Linked DNA regions of Mus musculus: regions 2, 3, 4, 5, 6 and 7 are each linked to region 1. Evidence: chromatin loops called from intact Hi-C (ENCODE). Cell type or tissue: heart. All regions are shown on one strand. Each heading gives the region's core, and the rest is flanking DNA. Links, peaks and the distances in the headings are about the cores only.

Region 1 (4,500 bases), core at 248-4,247:
AACTTAGTTATTAGAAAAGGTCCTCCCATTTAAAAAAAAAACCAAAAAACTTACATGTCTTCACTACCTTAGGTCTTCCACCAGGGTCAAGGAGAGGATCAACAGAGATGATGGGAACCAATCAATCAGGTTGGCGCCTGCAGTCTGGGGCAAGCAGGCTGCTATATCCACTCTTGCCAGTAGATGGCAGTGTTGTCTTATCAGGTGCCTTTCAAATCAAGAGAGACTCTCCCACAAAGGGAGGTTCTGGAAGGGTCCCCACTTCTCTGTTCCTTCCTGGGTAACTCTGTCTTAAGAGTTACCCAGTGGGGCCAAGTCAGCATCCAACCTGCACTTAGTGGTTTCTCCGGCAGTGTTTCTACCTGGATTAACACAACAGGTAAGCAGGCACCCCCTGGAAGGGGTTGCCTAGCTCATTCTTGGTTGTGTCTAGCCTGCAACCTCTCTATCACAGTGTGCTAGGCTGGTCAGTGTGTAGAAAGTTCCAGGGATATTTCAAAACTCTTCCTAAAATGCCCCTGTGAGTGAATTGTTTCTGAGGACACTTTAAGTTCCAGTTCCAGTGTTATATAAATAAGGTTACCAGGTTAGCTCATAAAACCCTGCTCATTTATAGAAGACAAACTTCTATATAATTATATATAAAGACAGCAAAGAATAGTTCTGAAGCCTGTAAACTTTAGCTCTTATTATATTTGGCTTGCCAGCTTTTTTAACGTTTTAAAAAGATTTATTTTAGAATTACTTATTTGATTTTATGTGCCCAAGTGTTTTCTGTCTTTGTATATGTATATACACAGGCACATGCTTGGTGCCCATGAGGCTAGAAAAGAATGTTGGCTCCCCTGGAACTGGAATTACAGATGGTTGTTAGCTGCTATGAGGGCCTGAGAACCAAACCTGAGACCTCTGCACCAACAGCATTCGAAACTTTTGCATGCTTTTTTTCCTCACTAGGAGATATGAAGAGCCTGTTGTAAGGCTGGTTTTCTGTGAATTGTCAAGAGGACTATGACAGATCATGGGTGGAAGAGAGAGAAAGGCTGGTGAAAGACAAGGAGGTTGCTGGAGTGTGGGTAATTCCACGCCTTCCTCCATACATTTCTTTTTTGATTTCTAGAACACAAACCATGGTTTTCCTTCATTAATGACACTTAACTTGAGCACTTAAGCCAGGCTCAGTGCTAAGTGGTTTTTCTTTTTTTTTTTATGTATTTCTCCATTTAATTTCTGAAGATAAGTTTTAATATGGAGGTAACATCACAGGCATAAATTACATGTGAGAACTGGTGTGGGTCCCAGGATCTGGACAGCCCTAGTCCTCAGCCCCAGCCCTCGGTGCTCAGGGACTCTCGTCTATTCTGCCAATAGCATCCTTTCTCCGCTCACCCAGTGCAACTCTTTGCCAGCCTGACTTGATGCTAGTCTTGGTGGATGTGTCCCTCTGGGAAAGTGACAAACACGTTATATGGTTGTGGTTTGTTCCTTTAGGCCAGTTGTGACCCTTCAGGACAAATACTGTAGTATGGGCTCAGTGGACTTGGCACCTCGAAAGAGCTAAAATCCTTTGATATGCATGCCCTGCCATTACTGAATAAATCGTGATGCTTGGCCCCATGGGAATCTGAAAACAATTCAATAAGTTGAACCTATGACCGATACAGTAAGTTGTCCGAAGGGAGTTTTGTTGCTGCTGCTGTTCAAGCTTGTGTGCCTGTGACTTTGAATTCAAGAATAATCTTAAGGGCAAAGGGCAAGCAGGCAGCAGAGTACTCCAGTCAGTTGAGAATGCTAATGGATGGTTGCATTGCGCAACTCTGTCCTAACGCTCCGAGTGTGGGTGAGCCTGAGCAGGCAGAGCTGATGGAGCTGGAAGGGTGGTGAGCCAATGAGATGCCTGGGAGTTGCACTATCGCCTCTGGGCGGCCCCTCCTCTGCATCAGAAACTTTCGCAATATTCTAGAGACTTGAATAGCAGGTTGAATGAAAATACTCTGTCCCCTGGTTGTCATAGCTTTGTAGTGATAGGAGAAAAGCTGAAGGATCAGCCGAAACTGCGAAACAGCCTGCCTTGGGCAAGACAGGAAGTGTGCAGCTGCGCCGTGGGTCTTCCTTCTCAAGCTTCCGTTAAACAGCGCAGCTGTTCACTAACACTGAATTACTCTTTCCACAAGATGCTAGCCTCTGCCATTCAGGGTGGTGTTCCTAGCCATAGGGTGGCTATTGAGTGCTTGAAATATGGCTGGCATAATTGAGCTCTGGACTTTTAATCTAATTTAATTTTAATGAACAGAGCCACATGTGGCTAATAGTACCAGATTGGGCAGTGCCAGTCGGGAACATTTCACCATCTTGTTTCTGTTGGCCCGCACTCTAGGTAAGCATTGTTGGGAAAGGAATCAAGAGCATCCAAGTCATTTCATTTTCTAACTAGGGCAAAGTTGTGGTTGACTTAGAAAAAGGATAAATGTGCTTATATAAATACATGCACATAGACACAGGTATCTGTGTCCCTTGGTCCTTTGTTTCTTAGCACCAGATTAACCCAAAGGTTATTTCTTCCTTTTCCTATGAAAGACATGGACTTCAGTGGAGAAATGTTTTCTAAGTGTCGCCAGGGAACATCAGTATGTTTTCTGCAGCCGTTGTTGCTCAGTTCAGCTTCCAAAGTCGCCTGCTTTGCGTAGAAGGGAGAGATGCCACATTTCTGGTCCTCAGACCTGAGATTCTAGGAGGCCAGGGACCAGGCAGGAAGAGCCTCTGCTTCTGTCAATTCTGTGTGAGAATAATATCTCAGCGGTAAGCCAGTGACTCAATCCAACGTGCGAGGAGGATTTCATTTTCAAAACATTTATTTAAATAAACTTTTATATGTATTTGAATTTTACAGAAAACAAAACACTGACAAATACTGTACAGCTTCGATCATTCATATGAGCGATTCATTTCTTGAAAAAGTGACTGGCTTTTCTTTACATCTTCCTGTTCTTTTTCCTCTTCCCAAGAAATCAAAAAAAGTCTATTGGACACTGGATAAAGACCCCTCTGACTGTTTCTGAGTGTGACTAAGGCAGGCCAGAAGTCCAGTGTGGGTGGGGACAACCCCAATGCCCAAGTCCATGCCAGTTGAGAAGGTCTCTTCTTTATGCATCTTCTTTTCAAATTTTCGAAAAAGATTTATTTTATGTGTATGAGTGGTTTGCCTGCATGTATACATGTGTACCACATGCATGTCTGGTACTTGGGTCTTCTACAGAAGCAACAAGTGCTCTTAACTGCTGAGCCATTCCTCCAGCCCCCTGGGGCCTCTTAGGTTCTTCATGAACTTACTGTCCCCAGATGGATCAGGTAGGCACAAGTCCCAAGCACCTTACCCTAGGACTGTATCCGTGGCAACTCTGGAATAGACCAAGGGAAACAGTGTCTGTAGAGTCATAAAGGAATGAATTGGCATGATGCAAGGAGAAGCAGTAATATGAGAAGAATTGTCAGGGTGAGGCAGGGCGACAGGGCACCAAGCAATACTTTGGGCTTCTGCTCTCTGGTGTCTATGGGAGGGCCTATCACTTCATGGGCCCTGTATCATCCTAAGTGCTCTATCAAGGCTGTCGGAGAGTCTGCGACAGGAAGAGGTGATCCAGTCACGGTTGGGATTCCAGGATATAGAAGCAACTGGGAACTGCCTTTCTGGATGGTTTATGTCAGGAACTGGCTCAAGTCTATTTGGTTAGAAAGCAGTAGGTACACTTGTGTCCAGAGTCAGGGGCTTTGTTATGGCAATCAGGGACAACTGACTGCTGTCTTAATTCAAACTGGCAGCCAGTTGTCACGGAAACCGTGTAATTTGTATGGTCCCTGATTCCGGCGATCCATCCTTGCAGACTGTTATCTGACATCCCATTTCTGCTGTGTCTTCACCTCTACCCCCAAGTCTTCTGTCTTAGGGCAACTGAGAGAAGTGGGAAGAGCATCTGGTGGGTACCAATTGGCAGAGAAGGGGAGAAGACTGGTCATTCTGTGACATGCGGAGGACAGCCAGGTAATCCACAACCAGCTCCCTATGTGACAAGGGGGCAGAGAATCAGGAAGTGTTGCTTTGGTCAAAGAGGCCTGAGGGTGGAAGGCTTGAGTGCCTAGTGGCATTGAGGTGATGTAGGATGAGCGGGTGAAATGTGACTGTCTGCTAGAAGGCCCAGGTAGCCACCATTAGGTAGCTACCCTCCAAGGGCCTGGAGCACATCGGGAGTAGACATGAGTACCAGGTGGCCCAGCTGAGCAAGTAGAGTACAACTTTACATTCATACAGTCTCATCAATTTTGGGAATTTTTTTCTTGCTGCTGTAATGTCATAATTTGGCTATGTCATTAATTAGACAGTGATTTTTCTACTGTCTATAATGGTCTCCATGGGGACAATATTTATAGAGCTCCCCAGTAGATGTGCAAATGAGCCGTTGGAGTATAATCGCTTCCAAGCTGGGAATTCTCTGCCTTTGTAAC
Region 2 (4,500 bases), core at 178-4,177, 270 kb after region 1:
CCAGGTTCAGTGTGAGACTTTGTGTCAAAGCGTCAGGAGGGAGAGATGGAGGAGACTATAAAACAGCCACTGGCCTCCACAGGGTACACCCACACACATGACAGTCCGTGGGTCCCTTCAATTTTAAGGCAAGCAGAATGGTAATCCCTAGGATATTCATAACTCATGACATCATGTGGTATGTGCACATGTGAATGTGATTGCATGCATATGTAAGGGTGTACGTGTAGTTCCTGTGTGTGTGTTGTCTCTGTGTGTATGCAATGCCTGTGTGTGCATTTGGATATGTGTGTATATGTGTACGTACACATGCAGTGCCTGTGTGTGTGTGTTTATGTGTGTGTGTGTATGTATGTGCAGTACCACCGTGTGTGTTTGTGTATATGTGTGTCTGTGCTGTAGAGGCACAGACCCCTCTCTGGTGTCTCCCTAAGATATAAATCCCAAGCCAGGACTCCTTGTCAAGTTTTCTTCACATTTACCTTGGATTCTTATCTTCTGGAGCAGAGGCAGTATAGGTGAGGATGAGTGCTGTGGTGTGAGGAGGGGAGAGCTCTGGCTCCTCCCAGAGACCAGCAGTGAATTTGGCTCCCTCCTTCCCCTGATCACTCCTCAGCTGCTCTGAAAACTCTCTCCTTACCTGCCTCCTTGACATTTAGCATGATGCCAGCCCCCAGGCAGCAAGGAGGGGAGGGTGGCTCTTACACCATCCACAGACTTCCCTTTCCTCATTTTGATGGCTGTGGTTTAGTGACCATGGTCTCTATGGCTCTTCAGAAACAGTTTAAGGGAGTCAGTTTTATTTTGGTCCGTGACTTTAAAGGCTCAGCTCCTGCTCCCGTGGTGGCTTCTTTTCTGAGTTTGTGATGGGGTGAAGTATCACTGAGGCAGAGGCACGTGGAGGAGGAGGCCATTTACCTCATGGTGAACAGGAAGTAGACAAAAGGGGTGGGACTGAGAGCCAGCCTTTCTGGAACTACTTCCTCACACTGGGATTTGCCTCCTGGAGTTTTTGGAACCTTTCAAATTAATGCTGTCACCTGGGAGCCAAGTATTAACATGTGAGTCTATGGGAAGCTACTTCACATTCAAATGGTAACAGAAAGAAACCTTTAGTCTCTTCTGTCTCTTTCTTTTTAACGCTACTTTATTTTTATGGATATGTACAGACCACAGAAATGTAATCTGCTGCTGCTGGCCTGGCATGCACCTTTTTTGTCTATGGATGTGTGTGCGTGTGCTGTGTGCATACTCCTATAGAGGTCAGAGGTCAGTCTTGGGTGTCACTCCTCAGGAACTATCTATATTATTATTATTATTATTATTATTATTATTATTATTATTATTATTATTATTATATATAAGGACCAGAGGATCGTATCGCCAATTCAGCTAGTCTGGCTGGCCAAGGAGCCCCAGGGATCCTCTTGTCAACCCTGAGTGCTGGGGTTAGAAGCCTATGCTCCCATGCCAGTTTGAGATTGAATTCGGGTCTTTACACTTGCACAGCAAGCAGTTCATTCCCTCTTTTGCTTGCAGCTCTTAATAAACAAGTCAAGCTTTTAGAAATGAGAAAACATTTTCTCAATTAAACAGCAAGTCAAAAAGCCTAAATTCTTTTGGCAATTGAAAGCATGAGACTTCAAGCCTGTTGCCCATGTTCAGAGTTTATTCTCCTCTCTCTCTCTCTCTCTCTCTCTCTCTCTCTCTCTCTCTCTCTCTCCCTCCCTCCCTCCCTCCCTCCCCCCCTTCCTCCTTCTCACCTCTCTTCCCCCTTCCTCTCTCTCCCCCTTCCTCCCTCCTTTGCTCTTGCTGTTCTCAATCCCCTCCCTTTTTCATTGTTTAGTCTGATTTTTTAACTTCCTACTTGTGGACAAAGAATGGTTTCTGAGGCAAGAAAGGCTTTTGTCTCTGCACAGTCAGGGAGGTGTGCAGAACTCAAGGGAAAATTCCTCAGTTAATAGCACCAAATTTTCGTCCTAACACATGTAATGTGGAGCCAATTATGCATCTATCGTGTAAGCTTGTTATGAGGATTTAATGAGAGAATCCTGGAGAAACACTTAACACACAGGCTGGGCAGTATGTGCTAAGGGCTCAGTACATGTTTCCCGTTGTAACAGGCATTTAGTATCCCTATTGCGCCCTGCGGCTTCTTTCCTGTCCACTGGGGGAGGGGGGGGCGGGGAGAGGGGAGGGGGGAAAGGAAACAAACCCCAGGATTCAGCCACACCCCTCTTGGCAAGCCACACCCTCCTCTTCAGCCACGCCCTTCCCCTAGCAGAGGTGGTTTAGAAACTACTATAGAGTACCAGTGACCACAGCTGTTCTGAAAGCAACAGAGGAAGCTGATGAGTCACATGTCCTCTGATGTAGGAAGCCGGTAAGATACTTCTACATTCAAGGTTCCTCATGTTTAGCTGGTGACCCCTGAATGTCCCCAGTGGACCTGTAGCACAAGATAGACCTGGAGCGGTTCCTATCCCTAAGGCAGGCAGAGGTGCATGGGAAAGAAACGCAGTGTGGCTCTAAGCTAATAGGCTTTCTTCTACATCTAGAAAAGACTGGCCCGTCACTGTATCCACTGTAGGCAGCCCAGGAAATGCTACAGCGGCTTGGAAACACATCAGACATTTCTGGAGTCAAGGAAGACGTGGCTCTGATACCTGAGGGTCAATTTTTATAAGTCCCTGACTTCTGACACGTTGATCAGCCTGCTGATGTCGCTACTTGCTGACGTATTTAAGTGACAGTTAATCATAGGAGGTTCTACAAAGGCTTTAAACCTTTGACTTCAACAGTAAGGACCCAGTGGAACTGTAGAAAACACTGGAAAGTGTTGCCTGCCTAAGCAGCCTGACCTTATTCCATTTGCAGACCTCCACTGAACCAGCCAGAGAAACCTTATCTGCTCAGGGAGCTTTGCTGTCCTTTTCCCTCTCACACAGATGCAAACAAGTGTTTACAAAGGAGCGCATACATGCACACATATGTACAAATACACATTCATACACATACATGTACACACAAATACACACAGGCGCACACACAGGTATCTCTACCCACAGCAATGTCTATAGGGCATGCCACACTTGGGGTATCTCATGGAAAGCTAATCCTACACAATCCCTTTGGGCATCAGCCTCTTCTTTTCCTTCTTTCCCTATCTCTTCTGCAAGTATCAGAGTCTTGAATATATTGGGTGGCTCTGTAGACCATTTAGGAGAAATTTACATTTTGTGCTGGATCAGCATTAAATGAGCCCTGAAAACTAGATACTCATGGCAGCCACACATCCCCTAAAATGACATTTGTGAAGATATAGGTGCATGGCGGAGCAAAACAACACGGCTGTAAGGAAATAGAGAGGCTTCCCTGATGTGCCAGAGAAAGCAGGGGCTCTCCCCTCTGCTACTTAGCACACTGGGTGCTCACTGAACTGGGTTTACTTTGTGAAGTCACAGGAGAGAATGGGGTTTTGTTACCTTGTATTTGAGACCTGCCTGCCTGCCAGGGTTTCTCTCCTCTTGGCTTCCTACTTTGTAGCCCCAGGAGCCTCATACTTTCTGCTTATACTTTTCAGCTTCAGCTGAAGCCTCACGGTACTCAGAGTTGCTTTCTGAGTAGCTGCTCATCCGTCCATGCATGCTCCCTGTGGCACCAGCTCTCCATTTTCTTCCCCTGCTCACTTCTTCCTGGAGTACCCTCCCTCTTCCCCAGGACTCCAAACCTAAGCCTTTAACTTATATCACTCTGGTGAGAAATTTAGCTCTTTTATTCTCTTATCCAGCTTGGGCATCTCTAGAATAAACCTTGGTTCACCAAAGGGCCCTGCCTCATGTGACATCAGAGAGAAAAATGGTGATTGTAATTTGGTACCAGTTTCAGCTAGGCCCTTGGCAGGGTTTCATAACCTTTGTTTCTCTGTCCCTCCCCAATCAGACACTCACCCCTTTCTCTAAGACATGGTGGACCATCTTCTCAGAGTCCCCAGCAGCTGTGAGCTGATCTTTTAGGAATGACAGTACACAGACCATTAGATTCCACTTAGGTGGCCCCTAAGTTGTCACATCTTCCAGAGAGACCCACCTTACTGGAGAAGATACCTTTGAACTCTGGGTTAAGGTCTATGCTCTGGGACCCCACTGCAGCTTGGGTGACAGCCTGTAGCTTCTGCATGGCTCACTCCAGAGTAGTTTGCTCATCCTATTTGCTTAGTTTTCTGGACATCAAGTCCTAAAGAATGAAATCACCTATAACCTCTGTAGTTGCTCAGGACTGGCACACAGTAGGTGCTCAGTATGTTGTTTGTTGAGTGAACAGCTGATGTCCACCCTTTATGGACACATGATTCTGACTAAGTACATGATATGGACAGAGCCATGAAGGTCCAGGGCTTCTCCCTGAAGGGACTCATGAACATTCAGGGATGCCTGAAGAATTTATCTGCCTGAAGAATTATATGGGGATCTGAAAGCATGGCGACTTGCATCCTATGAC
Region 3 (4,500 bases), core at 323-4,322, 560 kb after region 1:
TGTTTCTGCTTTTGCCACTCTCTGACCCAATGCTTGTTTAAAAATGGACCCAATAATGTTACTGGCCACTTTTTTTTTCAGAGAGAATCTAGGAGCATTAATAAGATAATTGTGACATCTATAACAAATGATGTCTTTAAGAGAGGCTCCTTTGCAAGGGCACGGCTTTTTAAGCATTCAGGGACCAGTTAGTTGGTAGAGAAATCATCCACTTACTGGTACACACTGGGGGAATGTGAAGGGAAAGGATGGAGTATGAATGAGTCTGTGTGGGCTTCTGATTCTCTAAAGTTGCATGCTTCAATCTTTTTCTACCATTACAACCTCTGACATCTCTGTCTTCCCATCTCTAAAAACTACTCTCTGCCATTCATTCTAGAGACACACTGAAGTTTCTAGTTCTGCTGCTTATAATCTCAGGGTGGAGATGGAGCTAAGGAAGGTGGTACTGTTTCTTTCATAACTATATCTCCCACCTAGAAGTTTCCCACAATCCAAAGTAGGGAACACTTTACTCATGTTGGAGAAAAGCCCAGGATTTTGAATTAAAAACCGTAACACAAGACATCACTGGGAAGAAGGTCTGTGTCTAACTCCACCTACCTGTCCCTCCCCCACCCCATGAGGAAAAGAGTGAGCAGAACCTCAAAGGGTTAGAGGCCAACCAAGTTTAGGCTTTATCTTGCAAGGAGCTGCACATCCCTCTTGGGATACTGGCTCCCAGGAAACTTTGGTAACTGAAGGAAGCCCCCAAGGCCACTTGTTGAGGAGCTTCATGTAGTAGGATTGAATAGAACTCAGGGACATGAGGGCAGGCAGATAGAGTCTCTAAGGAAAAAAGCAAGATAGGTAGAAGTAACTTATTGAAAGTATTGAGAGAGAGGAAGATGGGGGAGGGAGGAGAGGGAGGAGAATAGACAGGAAGACAGAGAGGCAGAGAGAGACACAGAGAAAGGGAGAGAGAGACCATGAAAAAGCAGTAGAATGTAGTAATGCCAGTCTACCATCTGTGAGGCCCTGGAGGCCCTGGGTGGGAGCTGGAGAAGACACTTTCAGGCTTGGGCCAGTCTAGGTTTTCCCCTGACTCCATAGACAAGTGAAGACAAACCCTTTCCTCTGGGCTGCTTGTCACTGACAAATGCCCCCAGGAAACAGGGGAGAGTGGACTTTTTTCCTCTCTCCAACCAAGGGTAAGAGAGAAGTGGATGGTCTTCCCTGCCTGCTTACAAATATAGTATAATTCGAGTCAGTCAGCCCCTGCCAGGCTGAGTATTTTCCTTGAAGTGTGAAATTAGAGACCTCAGCCCCAAATTTACCCCCAGCCTGGGGCTAACCTGTTGCATCTGCCCACCAGGAACTGACACCAGGAAAGGAAGCAAAAGGTCAGGTTAGGCTGTCACTACATCAAGAATCCAGGTAATCCTGGGGGGTGGGGGTGGGGGGAATGACATTTTAAAATATTGCTTCTCCAAGCTCCCTCCTGGAAGCACAACTTTTAACTCTACCTCCACTCCTGTCCCCCAGGCTTTTCCTGTAACACTTTCCCACCACCTATGGCTGGGTATGAAAGAGTTAATTTAGGAAAACCCAGGACTCTTTTCCCCAAACCCTCCCTCCCAGCTACATATAAAAAGGACAGCCTCACACGGGAGACTAGCACAATTACAAGCCTGCTAGCTCCGACCTCACCTGTCTTATGCAACAGTGCACACACATACATTTGCTCAGGCTCACTCCCAAGGCCAAGGTCCATATCCCCCTCTAATTCGGTAGACACACAGTTTTGCGCCTTTCTCCTTTCTTTTCTCCCTACGCAGAACCCCGCTTTATCGGCAGCCGAAAGAGATGTAACCTTACAGCCAAATGGCTTGAAGAACAAACATGCATCTAATCGCTCTCCGTGGTGCTGAAATCTCGCTAGCAAGGAAACAGAGGAGCGCAGTACTCCGGACTTACCCAGGTTGGGGGGTGGGTAGCCGGAGAGCAGAGAGCTAGAGCAGCTTCCAAAGCAGAGAATTCTTGTACGTTCGGGCTGGAGCCAGCTGATGCGCTCACCTAGAGCGCCCACCTCTCTCCCTCTCTTGCCTTCCTCTTTTTTTCTGAGAGGCAGAGAGAAGGCTTCACGAAAGAAACGAAACAGCAGCTGGTAGGTCTACCAGTAGAAGGAGAGAAGAAGCAACCAAAATAAGACCAAAAAGTCAGATGGCTTTACTCCACTCGTGGTAATTTCTTGGGTCAGGGAGGACCTCTTCTTTCCCTGTCTCTGAGGCTGCCCCAGCTCTGTCTCTGCGTGTTGAGCCAACAGCCTTAGCACAGTCGGTTCCTGCCTCTGACGTGAACGAGATGAGGAAGCCTGGGACCGCTCTGCTGTCTCTCACAAGCTCTCTCTTTTCCCCTCTTACTGAAATTTCAGCAGCATATTTTTAAGCTGTTTTTTTCCCAGCCTTCTACAAGTAGCCCCCTAGTGGACAGAAAAGCAACGCGTCTTTGGTCCTCTTGAACAGTCTGAGTTCAGGCTCCCTGCACCCACAAACTCTTGGAGACTGCTTTTCTAAAGAGTCAAACAGTCCCAGTCCTGATGGAGTCAAAGACTTCCCTCTGGTGAGCCTGTAGGAAGACAAAGGGCCTTTTGCTGATCCTTTTCCTGTAGTTGCAGTAGGAAAACCTGATATGGTATTGGGGAGGGGTATGCCTTTAGGATAAATGTTTGGCAGAAAAGGGGCAAAGGAGGTCTCTGCTCAGACTTGGAAAGGCAAGCTTACACTCATTAACTGCCCAGTAACTCAGCCACCTGGAAAGTGCTTTGGAACTTATGTCTACAAAGTCAGTCTTAGTTTTCGGCTGCCACTCGTGCACTATACATTTTGCTTCTCTGTGGCTCAATTCCACTGTTTGTAAAATGTGGATAGTGCTGCCCCCTCCCTACTGAATAGGAATGCTGAAGGAACAGAGTAACATACAGCTGACAGGAAATTTAACTCCAGTCTCATCCAAAAGCTTTGCTTACATCTGATTCACCCTTGACATATAATAATAGCTAACTTTATACAGCATTTGTACCAAGTGCTAAGCATTGCTACTAATCCTTACAGGTAACATCTCATTTAACGCATACATTAATCCTACAGTGCAAATGCTCCAATTGCATCTTTTAGACTGAAGGACTGAGGCAGAAAGGGATAAAATTTCTTGTCCAAGATAACAAAGCTAGTGCTATGTCACTTTAGAAGTCACAACATTTAAAGTAAACATGAGATAATACCTACAAGTGATCATTGTTGGTATTCTAAATAAAGTGCCTAGGTTGTTCCAATGAATTTGCATGTGGCTGAGTTTTTAATAAAATATTTAGAACTATATGTGCCAAATGAACTGTGGGGATTGCTATTACTTTTGAAAATCTGCTAAGAAAATACATTCTCTTAGTGATTTGGGCAGTTTCACAGATACAAAAACCAGTTGTGAATCTCATGAAATTGGAAAGTACTGGGTATTAGTAACAATTCACAGGACACATTATTTAATTTCTACACCTAAAGCAGATCACTGCCTGGAGCCTAATACAGTACTAGGATGGAGCCAGCAATTTGGTGAGCTGAACTCCTGCAATGCCAGCTAATGAGAATCAAGTAAGATGTGGGCATTTTCTTCAGAACTTCAGTCATGAATTCCTTACCTAATATAACTTGCTTTAAGAAATCTTTGGATTAAAAGGAATGAGGAAGAGCAAAGATGGGATTTGATGTTTTGCAAATCACAGTTCCCATTTTTATGGAATTTGCAGTTTCTCAAAGTGGAAAGAAAGGGCAGAGACCAGACAGTTCAGAGGCTGATGCCAAGACACGGGCAGAGGCAATGTAATAAATGAGAACACGGGCAAGAAAACTAACTTGACCAGAGGGCTGCAGGCTTCCACAGAGCACAGTATCTAGGATGAGACTGGAAGCATGAGGGTTATTTTAGCAAAGGGCCAATGAGAAACTGAAGCTGAAGGCATGGCAAACTCAAGGGGATGAAGAGAGAGGGTTGTGAACCTTCCAGGGTAAATATTACCTACTATTTACAAATGAGGAGGCTGGGTCACACAAATTAACTAGCTTTCTAATGATCTCTTGTGCTCAAATCAAAAGCATGTGTGTTTGACTCTAAAATCATTGTATGTAAGATGCACTTTCTCTTTTCTGAAGTGCACATACAGCTCTGTAAGGATTCTAGCACACACATTAACAAGCATGTGGCACCTGCAAAAACACAGAACCAGTGATCAATGAACATCAGGAGAGAAAGCCACAAAGAAACACTAGTCAGTTCAGAACAGGATCAATCAAAGGTAAAATAACTGTTTTTACTACATGTAGAATTGTCAAATGCATTAAAAAGTGGGACTACTTCGGAGCAGCTAAGATATTGGAAACTTGGATTTGAGTGGGGCAGGATACAGAGAGGATAAGAGAATTTCACGTTAACTTCTGTGAGCTGGAGGAGGGAGTTCTATCTGGG
Region 4 (4,500 bases), core at 343-4,342, 80 kb after region 1:
TTCTCCTTCAAACCTCTAAGGTCTCATAATTCCTTTTGAGGGCATGCGCTTAGTGACCCTAAGACCTAACTCATCAGACATATTTCTTAGAGACTCTTCACCTCAGCAATGCTACACTGAGGACTAGATCTGTAACAGTCACTCATACTCGTGGGCATCCAAGAGCTACATAAGGTGTGTGGAAGCTCCCCCAGGCCACAGATTTACCTTCCAGAGCTCCAGTTGTCAACAGCCAACTGATACATGAAAATGTTCAATGAAAAATTCCTGAGATAAGCAACTCATCAGTTATAAATAACTTATATTTCCACATAGTTCTCTGCTTCATTAAGTTATTGTTGTTACCCTCTTACTGTGACTGATTTGTTAATGTAACTTTATTGTGGATATTTATGAATATGAGAAACAGTATATGTAGGCTTCAGTACTGTAGCAGTTTCAGGCATCACTGGGGGTGGGGCTAGGAACCTATTCCCTGTAGATGTGGGGGAATGTTGTATAAGAATATGTATGTATGTGTGGAGGGAGGAAGGGAGGGAGGGAGGGAGGGAGGGAGAGACAGAGAGAGACAGAGAGAGACACAGAGAGAGTCTCTGTGTGTGTGTTGAATGCATGTGTGTAGTGAGTGTGTGTGTGTGGTGAGTGTGTGTGAGTGTGTGTGAGTTTTTATGTGTGTGAGTGTGGTGTGTGTGTGCTGAAACCAAGACAAATCCGGTATCTGATATTGTTTTTGATTAGTAGCAAACATGTATCCACCACCATGTGCAACAACCTGTGTGGCGGAGTATGCGCAGAAAATAAAGTACTGCACTTGTTTTCTGCTAGCTCAACCATAGTGTGATGAGTGAACTCAAGAAGATGTAAGCACGGCGCTTCCAGTGTTTGCAGAAGGCTGCTCCTTGAGGTTCGGTTTAAATATATTTGAGTGAATAGAATTTTGACAAAGCAGAGATTAAGAAAAAGATATTCTAAGCTTCATTATATTTGAGATAAGTTGATAAGTCTAGCCTTCCTTCCTAATGTTCTCTCTCCTTCCCCTTGACCCATCCCTCCCTTTTCTCTTTGTGTGTGTGTGTGTGTGTGTGTGTGTGAGAGAGAGAGAGAGAGAGAGAGAGAGAGAGAGAAAGAGAGAGAGAGAGTGTGTGTGTGTTTGGGATAGCAGATGCCTGTAGGTGCTTTCTGGGGGGCTTGGAGGAAATAAAGAAAAAAAGGAGACAGATCAATTGAGCAAGATAGATTATGATTACCTTGGGAGAGGCATCCAGTGCCAGGCTATGGCATTAGGACTTCACACAGAAGATAATGGTGGATGTCTGACTGCTTTTAAAGAAGGGAGGGGAAGCTTGGAGTTTGAAGAATCCTCTGGCAATGCATGAAGAATAGACTGGAAGGTAGTCAGAGACTTGTGAAAGAGTCTTGGTTATTGCTGGATGAGGACTGAACCGTTGCAGAGGAGTTGGAAATGAATGTGAGAGGATTCACTTAGGAGAGGCAGAACCTGATTCCAGGTAGCAGAAGTCATTTTGGCTGGGAAAGGAGAAGTGGATTATGCCTTTACTCCCACTCCTCGATGGCAATCGTAACTTCTCTGCTGTGTCAGATGCTCATCTATCTTTGGCTCACCTACTCATTTGTTGAAAGCTGGGAGTCAAAGCTTTCATTTCTATGAGCTGGAAGATTCAGCCCTGCCATGTGAGGATGGTACTTAAAGGTCTGTGACAAAGAAGTGATCCCTAGAGTGTAGGCTGTGTTATGCCAACTGCAGGAGAGAGGGACTGTCCCTTGCTGTGTGATTCTGCCTGGTATAGAATTGAAACTGCAAAGAACACGTGTGAGGCTAGAGAACCCATGTGGGAACCTCAGCTAAGAGCAAGGAAAGGGTGAGCGCCATCAGTGCCAGCTACTTGCAAAGGGAACTCTGTGTAGTCTTGAGGTTGGGGAGGACAGGGGAGATCCTGCACAGCTGAGGAGACATGAAGTTAAGGATTCACGGTGAAGGTAGTTCAGACTTTATCTGCTGCCTAGCCCAAGATTCCTGTCTCTTACTGCTATCACAGGAGTCACAGGAGTATTTATGAAGATTTTATCATGGGATGTAGGTTTCTAAGACTACCAACAGGGTCACTTGTTATAGTGATGAGTATGATATATATATATATATATATATATATATATATATATATATATATTACCTCTTCCCTTTTGAAAAGGGAACTCCCTGTAAAAACTATAGAGTATTTAAAAATCCATACAATATGGATAGATAAATAAAAACAGTAAAACAGTTATCCTACCAGTAAAAGCAGGATATTTTTGTGATTGGAAGGCATACTGTTCTTTGCATGTATGTGTAAGGTGTACACATGAAAGTTCCACTCTAGACCCCATACCATCCCTTGTCAAATGCCAAACACATGGTGCTTTGTATTTCATCAGGTCATTATGATTCCTGTTTGTATTAATTTGTAGATGTTCAGAATTTTTCCCAAGGCCTACATCTTCCACCAGATCAGGACCAATAGGGAGTCAGACCTATCTCTAACATAACGAGTAACAAAAGTCCAAAGGGAGGCCTATCTATCTCTATAGCAGATGACAGGAAGGGTCTGTACAATCTGGGTACTTGTTTCTCTGGTGGCCACATGGTGTCACTTTTCAGGTCTAGACTGTCTTCACTTCCCTTAAAAACCAGCAGGCTTGGGCTCCAACAGAACAGACCTCTCTCTTCACATGCTCACTCTCAAGCTTTGTTTCCAAGACACTGTTGCAGTCCTTGTGGCACACTGTGAGGCCATTGCTGCTTCATCCATGAGGTGTCTCATGGTCTAGCTGTGTACATCTCAGGCTCCAGTGAAGACCCAAGTGACTCTGGAATATTCTATGGCAACAGAGTATGATCTTTTATTTCCTGTGCTTTTTCATTTTATCAACTCCTGTAACATTAAGGGACTGCACCTTTGATTATGTCTGAGAGCTGTTTCCAGAGAAGATTTAACAGAGGGAGGAAAACCTGTCCTTCAAGTGGGTGGTGCCAATCTCCTATGCTGGAATCCTAGTCTTGATGTTGTGGCCGGGCTGTGACAGATGAATACCCACATTATTCTTCTTTGATTATTGATCCATCAAGATGTAAGTGAGTAAGTCCCTGCTGCCACTGACAAGAGCTGGCCCCAATGGCATACCTATCCCACCAATATGAACTGTATCTTTCCTTCCTTTCATTTTTTTTGGGAAGGTCATTGGTCACAGCATCAAGAAAAGTAATTAATATGTCTTAGTTACTTTTTGATTGCTGTGACAAAACGCCACACCAAGGCAACTGTACTGTCTGGTTTTGTGTGTCAACTTAACACAAGAGAAAGGAGCCTCCCTTGAGGAAATGCCTCCATGAAATCCAGCTGTAAGGCATTTTCTTAATTAGTGATCAGGGCTGGTAGGGCCCACTGTGGGTGGTACCATCTCTGGGCTGGCTACCATCTCCTGGGTTCTATATGAAAGCAAGCTGAGAAAGGCAGGGAAGCAAGTCAGTAGGTAACATCCCTCCATGGCCTCTGCATCTGTTCCTGCTTCCTGACCTTCTTGAGTTCCAGTCCTTACATTCTTTGTTGATGAATAGCAATGTGGAAGTGTAAACTGAATAAATCATCTCCTCCCCAACTTCCTTCTTCCTCACGATGTTTGCACAAGAATAGAAACTCTGACTAAGACTAATTGGTACCAGCCTAGTGGGGTATTCCTATGACAACCTGACCATGTTTGGGGAGGACTATCTAAAGGACTTTGGAACTTTGTGCAAGAAGAGCCATTCGGAGTTAAGAGCTCTGGGGGATGTTCTGTAGATGCTTGGAAGATAATGTTGAGAACAGTGCAAATGATGGAGGCCTGGCTTGTGAAATTTCAGAGGGAAGAATAAAGACTAATCAGGGCAATTGCTATTTTGATTGAGAAGATTCTGTGGTTTTGGTTAGCTGGGGCTGAAGAATCAGCTGTGATTAACAAGATACCAGAACTACTAAAGTGAAACCTTTGCATTACTGGGACTATTGATGTCAGCTAGCTGGAACTAAGAAATTAGCGGTGATTAAGAAGAGACCAGCATCATTGAAGTGAAATCTGGGAAGTATTTTCTGAGAGCACAAAGAAGCTGTGTTCCAGAGAAAATCAAGTTTGTACCTTGTGCTGCGTGTGGACTTGGTAATGTGTAAGAGTCACCCAGGTGGTACTGGTTTGAAGGCATGAAGGGGTCATGCAGAGCAGCTGAGGCTCAGTACTGTGAGAGGTCATGGAAGGCCATTGGTGAAGGTGCAGCCTCAGTTGCAGTTGATGGCCCAGTACTAAAGGGGTCATGCAAAGTATTTGAAGCCTGGCACTATAAAGAGAGGATATTGGTAAAGCCTAGTTGCAGGGGAAGACTCCAGTGTACTATAGATGCCATTACTATGGGATGATCACCAAGAACAGCTGCAGTAGTGAAGTAGATGAGCCTGAACTTAGAGTGCT
Region 5 (4,500 bases), core at 239-4,238, 690 kb after region 1:
AGTTCTGGAGATGCAGAGGTAGGAGGATCTTGGGGCTTGCTGGCCAGTCAGTCAAACTGATGTGATGAATTCCAGGTTCAGCGAGAGACCCTATCTCAAAAACTAATATGGGGAGTTATAGAGGAAGACACCTATTCTTAACCACACACACACACACACACACACACACACACACACACACACACACACACACACACACACACACAGAGAGAGAGAGAGAGAGAGAGAGAGAGAGAGAGAGAGAGAGAGTTTATTATCAAAGAATGGGCCAATAACAAACAATAAAACCATCTGTTTTAGGGAGGCATTGTAGGGAGCAGAGGAAACCCTGAGTGACAGAAGTCTTGGTGATTTGCACTGTTGCTATGAGCATAGCCATGTCAAAGATTCTATGCCTCAGCCCCATGGGAGTGGCTAAGCCTTCCCTGGGTGAGCCTCAGAGGCAAGTTCTCCACGGGAGTCTGAGTTCAAATGATTGACGAGTGTGTACAATCATTTGAAAGAAAAAAAACAAAAAACAAAAAACTAGCAACTGCAGCTTCATTCTCCTGGATGTCTGTAGCCTGAGACGGTCACTTCAGACACCTCCTAGCAAGTCTAGCTAGTCCCCCCTCCTCCGCCACCCCCTCCCCGTGCTGTACCTGATAAACACACTGAGGTTCTGGGTTACAGTAGGATAGGCGCCTTTCCATCAGAAGGTACACGCCCCACCTGATCTCAGCTTTCTGTACATGTGTCTGTCTGTCTGTCTGTCCTTTCTTTATTCCTTCACCAACCCCAGTCAGGGTTCTATGACCAAGCCATGTGGGTTATGGCAAGACATGACACACTGGAGACAGAGGCGGGGGGGGGGGGAGGGGGAGTACCACAAGTTAAATTAAGGCTAGCCTGATCTACATGGTGTCAGGCCAGCCAGAACTACTTAGTGTTAAAAACAAACAAACATAGATAGATAGATAGATAGATAGATAGATAGATAGATAGATAGATAGATAGATGATATGTTTTGAGCTCCCCTTGGGATGTTGTTATAATGGGTGTGGCAACCTATCTATGCCACATGAAGTAGGGACACAGCCTTGTTATGGTATAGGAGTTACAAGAGAGTGCACATATGGCCAGGTGAACAGGAAAGTAGACTACTGGTGAAGAGGAACAGAGGTGTGAGCTGTGTGCAGCTGCTGATGTGACTGAGCCCAGGCCACAGGGTGCGCTGTAGTGCAGCCATCTCAAGGCAGACGAGAAGGCTGCAGAGATGTGCAAAAGCCTGTTTCTTTAAAGCAAAAAAGGCAGAATGGAATGTGGTTGCAACTGAATGACTATGTGAAGGTAACTTTTTAACGCAAGAGTAATTGCGGAGTTAGGATATAAGAGGTCTGTTAGGTACTTAACTAACTTAGAGTTATCATTAGGTTTTAGATGTAAATGTGTAGTGCTTAAATAGGCAGTGCCTTTGAGAGGCTAGTAGACCCTCAGCCTCTAGGAGGGGCAAACTCAACTTTGACTGTGGATATGAGCGACTATGGCCAGAAATAAGAGTTAGGGGCAGTGGGTCACTACTCCAGGTTGGGGGGCTAGGCTGCATGTAAGAAGTGACCCATGGTGAAGGGTGCTGGGGAAAGTGGGTGCACTGTTTCTTCTGGGGCACTGTGTGGTCCAGAGCATAGCAGTGGAGAACTGCCTTTGAATCTGGAGAGAACAGCCACAGCACATATATAAGAAAATAGCCTATGGCTGGGGCTGGGGCTGGGGCTGGGGCTGGGGCTGGGGCTCTAGCTGGAGCTGGTAAGGGACATCAGGAAGACTGAACCGGAAGAATACGGGCCTGGATCAGCTTGACATCTTACATTTGTTCTGAGGGCGCTCTAGCAGGCCATCGGGTTGTATTGGGGGCGCTCCACTGTGGTAGACACACTGACTTGAACCTCCCACATCTGTGGCTGCGTCTGCTCTATTCATTTACTTAGGAGGACCTTGGAAACCCGCAGTCTGACATCGCCCCTAGTGTCCACCGGAGGAACTGCGTGAAGGCCGCCCAAGCCTTCCTTCCTGCTGCTACAGTCAAGCACCAGGCCTCCTGGAGAGCTGGGATTTTATATAAAGTCTTGCTACCTCTTCCAAATCCGCCTCTCTCAGGCTGCGAAGGTGAAAGAAGCAACACAACGCTTGAGCTTTCTGCTGCCTCACATTTGGCTTCAGCCAGGTGCCCCAGGGCAGGGTGGAGAAGAAAAGTCGGTCAAACACAATCCTTACCCTGAGCCTTCAAAGGATCTTCTGAAGATCTCCTTCACTTTTCTAGTCGGAAAACAAAAGCCACTGGGAGGGCCCAGTGAAATAGCATATGCCAGGCTTGTAGAACACTGTCAAGCCCAGGGCACTCAATTAACCGTGTTGTTGCTGCTCTGTCTATACTGAGGTCAGATGACCTGCATCAAGAGCTGGAGAGGGACCTCACGAAGCCTGCACAGCAAGGAAATGAGCAAGGATCAGGGAACACGGGATGCCAGGTGCATTAGAATTCAGTAGCTTCTATTGCAGTGGTTCTCGGGGCTTGTATATCAGATATCCTGCATATCAGATCTTTACATTACGATTCATAACACTAGCAAAATTACAGTTATAAACTAGCAATGAAATAACTTTATGGTTGTCGGGGGTCACCACAACAGGAAGGGCTAAAGGGAAGGTTGGGAACTACTGTTTTAATGTGCATCTAGGTATGCCACCAACCTTGTATATGCTCAAAAATTACTCATCAGAATGTGAAGTTTAAAGAGTGAGCTGATAATTTTCTTTGCTATATCTAAAAGCTTTGTCTCCCGAAGTACACCCATTCCTATTTCATGCAATGCACCATGACCCCCCCCCAAAAAAAAACAAAACTCTGTCACTTGCATTTTCCAGTCTTGTAGAGTGTTTGCACATGCTCAGAGGTGGGTATGGTTCACAGAAGATAGAAAACACTCCAGGTCATAACAATAATAGGACTACAGACTCAGCTAGTTCCCTTTTGCCTTCTAGGCTCTTCTATGGTTTAGGTACTGTCCTAGGTACTGACCCGTTTCTACATATTAGTGCATTTAATAAAACATAAGGTAAATGCTACCACATGCCCCTCTGCACGCGAGGGACCTGAGACATAGGTCTGAGAAAGGCAGAGTCGGGCAGCTCTGGTACCTGAGAGCAGATTCCTGGCCCACAGCCTGACCTCTAATGCTGATAAGTCGGAATGGGGCCCTGCTGGAGGAAGATGGCACAGTGCACACGTGTCGGTGTTGGGGCTGCCAGATGGGCTGTGCCATCGGGCCGTTTTCCCTCTCTAGTGTCATATACAAGTGTGAATTGTGCATTGATTCATACAAACACAGATACATTTCCATCCAAAGCGCTGGCCGCGCATTAGCCAGCTGCCAGCACTGTCTGTCGCAGGAGCGTCTGGTGTGCAGCCACCGTCAGGCAGATTTATGTGGAAAAGCATTTGCGTTCTGGACTGAGCCAAGCTGTACTCTGTAAAGCCTGCCCTCCCCTGGCCCTCTGCAAGACTTGAACCCTCTCTACACTCCCACACACCTCTGCAGCCAGCTGTCCCAGCATGTCTCTCTGGATAAAGGCAAATCCCCAAAGCAGAAGTGCCCTTTTCATAATTCGCCAGACAACCTTTGTTTCAGGATTTAACCACAAAGTAAGAAGCAAAGCTGAGCCTCCAACACATGCCTCTGTCCCAACAAAACTGGCAGCAAGTTTGAGAGACAATTAAAGATGGGTACAGCCAGATGTAGTGGCACATGCCTATAATTCTAGCACTAGGGAGGTAGAGACAGGAAGATCAGAACAGAAGGTTGTCCTCAGCTATGTGGTGAGTTTGAAGCCAGTCTGAGCTCTGTGCGACCCTGTCTCATAAAACTGACCAGATGATTTGGTAAGATAGCTCAGCTGTTTTTTGCCTTGTAGACAAGAGGAACTGAGTTTTATCCTCAAAACCCACGAAACAAACCAGATAATAGTAGTGAGTTAGGAATCCCAGGACTATGGAGGTGGGAAAAGGTGGATCCTTGGGAGTCACTAAGCCATCCAGTTTAGCCTACTTGGTGAGTGAGATCCAGGCCAGTGAGATGTGTCTCAAAGGATGTAGATGAGAATTGACATCTGGGCACATGTACAAATATACACACTAATGAAAATTAAAACCCAAAAAACCAAAATGGGGGGGGGTTCAAGACTTCCGGTCTATGTTCTTTGTACAGATGAAGGTTGAGGCACATAAAAGTTAACTCAACTGCCCTAAGTCACATAGTAAGTAGAGAAGTAGGCTTGGTTTAGTAAGTAGTCAAACATTGAACCTAATTGTTAGCTCTCATTTTCCCAGCTTGCCCTAAGTACGGTAGGCAGCTTTTAAAAACTAACAGGAGGGGTGTTCCTTTCTCACTCTCTTCTCACATTCCAGGGAGTGGGGATGTGCCCAAAAGACAGCTGGAGAGGATCTGGACCTGGGAGGTTAGG
Region 6 (4,500 bases), core at 312-4,311, 790 kb after region 1:
ACACTTTTCCTGCCTAAGTTTGGCTGTCCTAGAACTTGCTCTGTAGGCTGACCTTAAACTCAGAGATCTAATGCCTCTGTCTCCTGAGTGATGGGATCAAAAGTGTGTACTAAGTAAGCTTTTCTAACTTGGACCTTGCTCACTTCCAGGCTGACCTGGGACTCAAGGAATCTGTTTGACTCTGACCTTGGAATTAAAGGCATGTACCACCATTCCTGGACCTAAGATGTTCATGGTGACTAGACCTCAAGAGCCTAGCACAGATGTCTCCTTCATTTTTAGATTGTAGTTCCTTCCTGATTAAAAGTCCAAACGAAAACAATAACCAGGTCAAAATAAAGCCTAACATGATATAACTATCCCTTATTCAATGCAAGCACACAAACAATAAGCTTACCTGCAAGGGATCTTGCCCTTTAGTCACCACGCCCTTCATGCCATTTAATATCCTTGAACACAGGATTTAGCTCCAGTTTACTTTCTGGTACGGCTTTAATCTTTCAACCATATATTTTGTATTTTTCCTTTCTAAGCTTACTATGCTTGATCAAAATGTTCTTCATGAAAGTAAAGCAGAGGGCAAAGTCTATGCTGGACTTTTTTTGACTTCCTTTGTCAATGAAATTAATCCAAATCTCTTTACCTCTTCAGATGAGAGCAAAAATCAGCTGTATTCTTCACCAAAATAGCACAAAAATCTCTAGGTTGTTACATACTAAAATTCTTCTCCTCTGAAATTTCTTGAGCCATGCCTATCAAGATCTAATCACCCCAGCACCAGTGTCTTCCATGCTTCTACTAGTAGGGCCCAATAATTCACACTTAAAGTATTCCTCTGCTTTACAAAGTCCCAAAATCCACACTCTAAACAAAAACATGGTCAGGCCTACAACAGCAATTACCCCAGTCCCTATTAAACTGTACCTCTGAAACTATAAGCCAGTGTCAATGAAATATTTGCCTTTATAAGAGCTGCCATGCTCATGGTGTCTCTTCATAGCAATAAAATCCTAATCACGACATCTACTAAGCAAATTTTAAAACTCATAAGCATTCTTCAATAAATAATACATTACAATATTACTCTGGGTGAACACTGAAGGTTATCAAAAACAATCTTTGTAAACATCTACTATAAAACAAAGTTCAATTCCAATAGTTTTAGCAACTAGTTGAACACCACACAGTATAAATATTAAATTGAAACTCTAAAACATTCATTATGAAATGCCAGTTAGAAAAGATAGAAACAGGAGCATAAAGGACCTAAAAAATGCACTACTTTGTATTTTTACCAGTATCTCACTTGAAACTTTAGTCCCTGGGCCCTGATGTGAGCAACCGAGCACCATAAAGGTGCGGGGGGGTGGGGGGGGTGGGGGTGTTCAAATCTAAGTTCTATCCACAGCACAGTGTGTTGATCCTAGCCTAGTCATACTTCCCCTTATTTCAACTTCCTCTCCTATAAAATAGGATTGACCACAGTATCTTAAACTAAATATGAAGTAGCAAAAATAATAATCCACAGCATGAGGAGCTGCATCAAAGGGTCATGATATTAAGAAGGTTAACAACCACTGTACTATGTACAGGGATGTAAAATTCAAATCAGAAATTCATGAAGCAGCACTACTATACACTGAGATAGTTTAAAATATGCAATTTCAAACCAATCCTCTCTGATGGCACAGAAAACAACATGTAAAATGTGGTGTGACTGGGCTGGAGAGATGGCTCAGTGGTTAAGAGCACCGACTGCTCTTCCAAAAGTCCCGAGTTCAAATCCCAGCAACCACATGGTGGCTCACAACCATCCATAATAAGATCTGACTCCCTCTTCTGGAGTATCTGAAGACAGCCACAGTGTACTTTCATATAATAAATCAATAAATCTTTTTTTAAAATGTGGTGTAACTACCATATTTAAGGAAAAAGTAGGAAGTGTTTTTCCATAAGTTGTTGTTATTAAGACCATATAATAATCAAGAGAATAAATCTGGACCAGCCACCCAATTCCAACCTTGTCAACTATCTAACAGAAGAGATTGCACAAAACATGAGAGATAGCACAAATAAATGCTGCCACCTTGTGGACTAATGGATCTGGTATAATATCCACATAAGCAAAGAAAACAGGAGATTTATTCAGTTTAGTATTTTTCTTTTCAGAAAATCTAGTTTCAGTGCAATAAGGTAATTGGCACAGATATTATGCAATTTTATGGTAATAATATTAATAATTTGTTCTGGCCAACATTGTTTTAGTGTTTTTTAAGCCCATTTCATTAGAAGAAATCAAAGCTTAGAATGAATTACCAATATCCTTCAAAGTACAAAAAGGAGTCACTAAAATTATGAAAGTCTCAAAGCTCCTTCTTTCTTTCTTGCTACCTATTAGTCTTCATTTCTTCTGTGGGTATAATAAACTTAAAAATTTGGAAATATTTCATTAAGAAATGTTAATTTGATATAATTGGGAGAAAATAAAAAAGGCTAATTAACCGTAACAATTAAGTACATCTACTTAATTTGTAAAATTGTAATGTAAAATATTTAAATGTAAATCATCTCTTTGAATGTCTACTGAAAATAGGCTAAATGTAATACAGCCTGGTGGTTTTACAATGTTCATTATTTTATGAAATGGAAAATTGTATATAGTGAGAAGTTTGTTTTTTTTTTTTTTTTTTTCCCGAGACAGGGTTTCTCTGTAGCCCTGGCTGTTTGTAAGCACAGGCACATGTGTGCACATGAGCATATCTGCATGCAAAAGTCAGAGGTCAACTTTGAATGCCATTCTTCAAGTACTGTCTATCTTCTTTTGAGGCCTACAAAACAAGGCAGTAGCTCGAAGATCTCCCTCAACAGCATGAGCATAACAAGCGAGCACTACTATGCCTGGCCTTTATTTCACATGGGCTCTGGGTATCAGACTCAGGTTCATCTCTGCTTTTAAGGCAAGCAATCATTTGCTGTTTTGTACCACCAGCCCCAGAATATGTTTCAAAAATACACTGTCAGTCTCTGCTTTGTATATTTTTATTTAGACTACCTACAGCTATCTCTCAAATTAAGTTTTTATTACTGTATACTAGTTGTACAAGCTATAGAGTGAACTTTGATCATATTCTTATATTCCATGGAAAGCTTTACTGGAGAATCAAACATTAATATTCAGAAAGAAATATACTAGTTCTATACAGACTTGCAAAATTGAAGGAAGGACGTAAAGAGCACCTTCCATCATTACACTCAGACGTCAGATATAAAGAGAAACTGCCACCTCCTGTCAGATGGATGCTACTGAGCATTCTAATTTGCTAGCTCCGAGTAACTGGGAGGCAATGTAGCTTGCAAATTCCAAGACTCAAAGACATGTTATAGCTGCTTCTCAAATTTAGTAAGTTTTCTTATACTTTTTAATAAAAGAACACAGTAAGAGCAGTGGCAAACACTTACCTAGAAACTATGCTGGAACCATTATAGAGATCACTAGCATAAGACAATGTGGCCAACGGTCTTACTGAGTTGTATCGAGTAAACTTGGACAAGCATTCTTGAAATTCATCTAACTGGCTTGCAGTTCTACTGTCATCTGGGTCAGAAAAAAAGCAAATTAAATGAATGACACTATAAAGGAAGCAAAGAACAATATCCTCATATTAAAAAATTATTTTTAAATAAAAAGTATTTTTGAAGATTTTTTTAAAAAGCAGTATGCTCAAATTAATTAGGTGATCTTTTAGCTTTAATAAAAATGGTCTAGGAATTCACTGAAACATCTTTGTATTCCAATAAAGTATAAAGGCGATCTCCTCTAGTTTTAGCACTGATTTCAAGGGAAAATAAAACAATGAGAAATCTTCTCATGAACATAAATCTTTCATTAAAATCAGATCCCAGCCATCAGCACTGATAGTAACTGCTGGAGGAAGATCTACATGTGGTTAGGTATTCGTTAGTTTAACAAAGTTTGTTTAGAGGGATGTATACTTATTCCACATTTATGATCAAAGCAAAATTATACAGTACATATTAGGTAAATAATTGAATTATTTTAATTCCTATTCTCAGTCATAGGTACAAAACTGTAATGTATAAACTGGTGATTCTCAAAGACAACAGTAATGACATCACACAAGGTCCCTGTGAGTTAACTATTTAAAGTTAAGCCATCTGAGGTTTAAATCGTAACATTAATGTACCAAGTAGTTGTCAACTTATCTATTCTTTAATACAGAGGCATGCTTGAAGTAAAGCACAATTACAATACTCAATTTTTCAAGGCAGTTGGAAATCTGCATTTTAAACTTTTCCAAAAGAACTAAAAACACAAAACAAACAAAAACTACAACATACAATTATTTACATACAATTATTTACATTAGTGCCCTAAGAGATTAAAATGTTAAATTATTTATTTTAATGTATTTTCTATAACTTTATTTTTTTCTCATCCATGTGCACACAGCATTTTCATCATAAACTTTTCATGATTCT
Region 7 (4,500 bases), core at 279-4,278, 73 kb after region 1:
GGCAAATGCTGTGAGAGAAGAGTGCAGAGAATCCCTGAGGGAGAGTGGGAGAGAGAAGCCTTGCTGTTGTACATGAAGGCCTGGCCAGTGAGAAATCCCCAGAGAATGTTTAGAAATGGGACGGCTAGTATCAGATGTTAGGTTGTCTGCTGTTGGTGGGAGATTGTAACCCATCCTTCATGACCTAAAAACCATCAATAAAAATTCTGCTAACGTGCCATGCCTGTAGAAATGATTGCTTTTAGGGGAAGAAGATAGGGCTAGGCGAAGAAGGTGCGAAATTATGGAGAGCAGAGAATAAGAATTCGGCAAGGGCAGGAAATTGGAGCCAGAGGTGAGAAAAGAATACCGGTTCCCTAGCAATTTTCAGAAATCTCAGGGCAGGTATTTGAATTTTTTTTCCTGAGGTCATAAAAATGGAGGTTTGTGCTAAACAGAAATATATTTCAAGGAATATAATGATCTCTGCTGATCCCTGAGCAACTCCGTTCTGAAGCATTTGACTTTCTAGAGCGGGTTTTTTTTTTTTTTACTCTGTCCCCATTGTTTGTTCTCCTTTGACTCTGGGCACAAAGGCACTGTGACCTTCAGAGATGGATCGTGCTGACCTTCTCTTAGTCTTCTGAGACAGTGACTGCCCAAGGAGAGGGAGACCTGGGAGCTTGCTTGAAATAAAGGTGGGGAAGGAAGGAGTTAACGCAGCACTAAGAGTAACATGGAGTAAAATAAAAATTTTGGTCAGTTGAAAAGTGTTTATGAAACTTCACTGAGTCTCCTACTTGGTCACATGTAGTACCTAGGAATAACAATACTGCTTTTATCTGGCAGACAAGAGCCTATCACAGGATGTTCGGGTGGGGAGTGGGGTGTTCAGCGAGAGATGGGAGAAAGGACTAAAGAAGGGGTACTAAGTTATAGTCAGATGGGAATGGAGAGTCCTTGTGTGCTGTTGAGGACCAGGTGGGTATAGATGGCAGCAATGCACTCTACATTTCAAAAAGCTTGAGGAGAGTGTTGGAGATAGGTATCTATTCATAAGCTGCTTTGAACATCATGCAAACAGGAGGCATGCGTGCAACCAGATAACCCACGGAAACTCCCTGACACATATAATATTTGTTTGTATGTCTCATGTAAAGATAAATTTAAAAGTCATTTGAGATTCAGACAGGAACATCAGTGAGTTTGAAACCAGCGTGGGCTATGTTGTGAGACTCTTGTCTCGAAAGCTAATTAATTAAAACTGTGAGGCTCTGATTTTCAGAGAACGTGAAACATGTTCTTGCCCAGCAATGTGATTGGGCAGAGGAGGGACAGGAGTGAGGCAGGGGTGGGGCAGGGAAATGGCACTATGTTAGTTCCTTCCTTTCACCTGGTGGCTAGCTAGGTTTGGCCCTGGGATTTAGTGTGTAGAGTTACACTGTTTCAATTGAGAATAGACTGCACAGCGGAGCACCCCTGCCTGCTAAGTATACCTTATGTGTGTTTTGACACTGCGCAGATATTCCTTCCTGAGGAACTCTTTGGTGCTTGTTAAAGGGACTCTATGGGAGGCTAGACAGAGAAGACTAATGCAGAGCCACAACGGGAGGAGTCCTGGAGGTAGAGCCTATAGATAAATACACTCATTTCCAGCTTAATTTGACCATATAGACCAACATTCCCAAACTCTTTCTCTAAGAATTTGATATGCAGTGGACTCTGGAGGTATGTGGTGTCTCCCTGCAGGGTGGGAGAAGATGGAGCTTTACCTGATGACCATGCCAAGTCTTATATTTCATTGGTGGTGTCTCTAGGGCTGCGTGGTTCTGTGGGAGTTTAGGAGAGGGGAAACAGAATCTGAAGGTGATGACTGTGTGTTGGGGCATCCTAATGAGAGCCTTTCACCCCTAGTGATTCATCTACCAAGCATTTATAGGGTGTAGGTAATATGCTAAGTACTGTGAACACAGAGATGAAAGTATGCAGACCCTGAAGGGATGGTGCTCACCACAGTTCTGTTCTGAATGTTGGTGGATTACACACACTGCGGTGGCTTTTGATGTTCACATGACTTGGTTCCATGACCTCTTCAGTTCATCAGCTACTTTGTCCTGTGCTCCTCTGTGCCGCAGACACGCTGGCCTCTTTGCTGTCATCAGAACACACCATCATGTGCTCCCTTCAGGGATTTTGGCAAAAAATGGTCTTCCTCATGACTTTCATTTACTCAAACATTACTTCATTCTGTTCTCTCTATTGACGGTGCAACTGGCTCTCTTCCAGTATGCCCACTCTTCCATCTTTCACTCTATTTTTGATACTATCTTTGTTATTACCTGATAGAATCTAAGGTCCAAGAGCACGAGAAACATTTCAAGCACACACCGGAGCATAACTGACAATAGCACTGAATAAGGGACTTGACCAAAGTCATCGCACACAGCTCTACATTTCTACAACAGGCCTTTGTCAGGCTTTGCTTGAGCTGAAATATTCCACCCTGCCTTGAGCATCATCCTTAGCCTTGTATCAGGAAGCCCTGTCAGGTGCTCCAAGTGACCCTACTGCATGAAGACCTTCCTTCCTGTGCTGCTGCTGGAAGACCAAAGCAGCCAAGAAGGAGAGGGGACATGTGACTTTGGTGGCAGATGTTTCAGGAGCACGATTTTCCTAGCTTTGTCAGAACTGAGCAAGGGGAAGTTCTTCAGAGGAGCCTGTCTTTTGTTTGGGATCCTGTTTGTAGTTTTCTAAATATGGCCTGAGTTCCACCCATGCATTTAGTTCTCCTGCTCCTTCTTGGCTTCTAGACACATGTGGCCACCATCTGGTCTCCCTGTCTTAATGGCTCAGGAATTCCGCCTCTTCCCAGGGTATCTCTGAAAGTCCCGATGAGTAAATATCTTTGCGTTCCACATCTTCAGGCCTTCCCCTGTCAGGTTTGATTGTTTTGCTGGTCAGCCATCTCTGGCCTTGTTCTAATAATTTCTCTAGAATTTCCATGGAGAAACCATGGTCTGGATTCCCCCAAACAGCTATTTCAGGGCCATATACATGTGATATATTTCACTGAGAACCTGGTCTGACCACAGGAAAATTAAAAAAGAAAAAGAGAGGAGTTTAGTACTTTATTCCATCATCAGGGTCTGTTGGTCATGCTTCTTCATGGGTGGGCACTATCTTTAGTTGGTCATCTCTCTTCTGAGGCCCAGCCTGATCCATCACTCCAGGACTGGATTATCTGACCTATGTTCTTCTCATATCTCATCATTATCAGAATGGATCTTGTTTTATTATTTTATCATCAATTTTGATGTAGTTACAGGAGTCCATGCCTCCAACACGACTGTGCTTCAATTGCTCTGATATAACAAAAGTTGGAACCATGTCTGTCTGGTGAACATCATATAGCTCTAGAGCCTTCAATACTATTGTTGGCACATAACTGTTTACTAGTAGACACTGCAGAATGAGTGGATAGCTCAGACTCCATCTAAAGGACCTGGTTTTCTATATTTTATGGGTTTTAAGAATCTAAGTCATGTATGATGGTGCATCTCTTTAATTCTAGCACCCAGAAGATAGAAGCAGGTGGATCTCTGTAAGTTTGGGGTCAGCCTGGTCTACATAGTAAATTCTAGGATATCCAGGGCTAGATAGAGAGACTCTGTCTACAGAAAAAAGCAAAACAATAATGACAGCAACAATAACAACAACAATAACCACACAGAAAAAACAACAATGACAATAACAACAAAATAGGAATCAATTCAAAATAAAACCACAAAAATATGTATTTTAAAGAACATTTCTCAATGTGGCAACTAATTTAAAATTTTTAAGATGTTGTATTGTTATATATAGCATATCGTTAGGATTATGGGTGCTCACCTTCCAGCCTGGGCTCATCACTGGAGGCCCATCTCAGATACTATGCTAAGCATCCTGGGGGTGGAAAGAAAGATGGTAAGACCTTTGAGGGGAAACTGATGCAACAGGAGGGAGGAGAGCTACCTTTTACTCACTCCCCCAAAGAGCTTCTCTCCTTGATAATGTCTTGGGAGACTCACCAAGATTTTAGGAGAGGATAGGGCACTGAGGAAGACAGAGCCCTAAGATCCAGAGAACTGGGGCTCTCATCCCCCTGTAATGTAGCAAGTTGTTTCAGAAAGGTTAGAATCAAGTGGACCTGTGGAGGGAAAGCAGTGCAGAAAGCAGGTACAAGCAGGAGGAAGCCCTGGCAGAAGCAACTCCAGAGCCCTACGGAAAGGTGTGCAGTGGTGACTGGAGAGAGGGAACCCATGGTCAGATTATAAAAAAATGTGTATAAAGGTGTATTGAATTGTACTGCTTTTTAAGAGTTTGCAACCATGGCACTTGGCACTTACAGCCTACTATCCGGATAAAGCTAAGGTGTCAGAGGACTCCGTGGGTCTGATGAGGGATTATCAGTGCCAACCTGATAGCCCCTCCACTGTGACCTCAATACTAACAATGCTTGAAGGGGGGTTCCTGATATCT

What was found. A loop is a pair of places that touch in the nucleus more often than their neighbours do. Peaks named below come from ENCODE experiments on the same cell type or tissue, not always from the same donor. Only the 100,000 strongest peaks of a DNase experiment are listed, where the experiment ranks them.
Region 2: a loop joins it to region 1, with 2.3 times the contacts of the local background. A loop is called at or near these places in 2 of 42 quality-filtered maps.
Region 3: it touches region 1 in a loop (9-fold over the local background); 13 of 42 quality-filtered maps call a loop at or near these places.
Region 4: it touches region 1 in a loop (2.1-fold over the local background); 2 of 42 quality-filtered maps call a loop at or near these places.
Region 5: a loop joins it to region 1, with 7 times the contacts of the local background. A loop is called at or near these places in 22 of 42 quality-filtered maps.
Region 6: a loop joins it to region 1, with 3 times the contacts of the local background. A loop is called at or near these places in 8 of 42 quality-filtered maps.
Region 7: a loop joins it to region 1, with 2.4 times the contacts of the local background. A loop is called at or near these places in 2 of 42 quality-filtered maps.

Annotation. Positions count from the first base shown.
Region 1 is chr1:160,076,922-160,081,421 of GRCm38, reverse strand. It overlaps 4930523C07Rik (RIKEN cDNA 4930523C07 gene), which reads right to left. Exons shown (of 3, transcript NM_001162896.1): 3 at 2,835-4,500. 4930562F07Rik (RIKEN cDNA 4930562F07 gene) reads left to right here and starts at 3,437. Exons shown (of 3, transcript NR_038031.1): 1 at 3,437-3,493; 2 at 3,932-4,039. In heart, for the core only: no CTCF peak of the experiment used is centred there; DNase peaks (open chromatin) are centred at 271 and 1,871.
Region 2 is chr1:159,810,752-159,815,251 of GRCm38, reverse strand. All of the region lies in intron 2 of Tnr (tenascin R), which reads right to left. Among named protein-coding and RNA genes, the nearest start is that of Gm31348, 29 kb to the right of the region's middle. In heart, for the core only: no CTCF peak of the experiment used is centred there; a DNase peak (open chromatin) is centred at 2,301; H3K4me3 peaks cover 451 bases.
Region 3 is chr1:159,521,672-159,526,171 of GRCm38, reverse strand. It overlaps Tnr (tenascin R), which reads right to left and starts at 2,403. Exons shown (of 23, transcript NM_022312.3): 1 at 1,957-2,403. In heart, for the core only: a CTCF peak has its summit at 2,470 (motif pointing left); no DNase peak of the experiment used is centred there; H3K27me3 peaks cover 1,728 bases.
Region 4 is chr1:159,996,704-160,001,203 of GRCm38, reverse strand. All of the region lies in intron 1 of Gm31493, which reads left to right. Among named protein-coding and RNA genes, the nearest start is that of Gm31667, 26 kb to the left of the region's middle. In heart, for the core only: a CTCF peak has its summit at 2,649; no DNase peak of the experiment used is centred there.
Region 5 is chr1:159,387,738-159,392,237 of GRCm38, reverse strand. No RefSeq gene overlaps it. Among named protein-coding and RNA genes, the nearest start is that of Mir1843b, 50 kb to the right of the region's middle. In heart, for the core only: a CTCF peak has its summit at 2,011; a DNase peak (open chromatin) is centred at 1,967.
Region 6 is chr1:159,288,000-159,292,499 of GRCm38, reverse strand. It overlaps Cop1 (COP1, E3 ubiquitin ligase), which reads right to left. Exons shown (of 20, transcript NM_011931.4): 11 at 3,460-3,595. Among named protein-coding and RNA genes, the nearest start is that of Mir1843b, 50 kb to the left of the region's middle. In heart, for the core only: a CTCF peak has its summit at 2,103 (motif pointing left); no DNase peak of the experiment used is centred there.
Region 7 is chr1:160,003,732-160,008,231 of GRCm38, reverse strand. All of the region lies in intron 1 of Gm31493, which reads left to right. Among named protein-coding and RNA genes, the nearest start is that of Gm31667, 19 kb to the left of the region's middle. In heart, for the core only: no CTCF peak of the experiment used is centred there; a DNase peak (open chromatin) is centred at 2,721.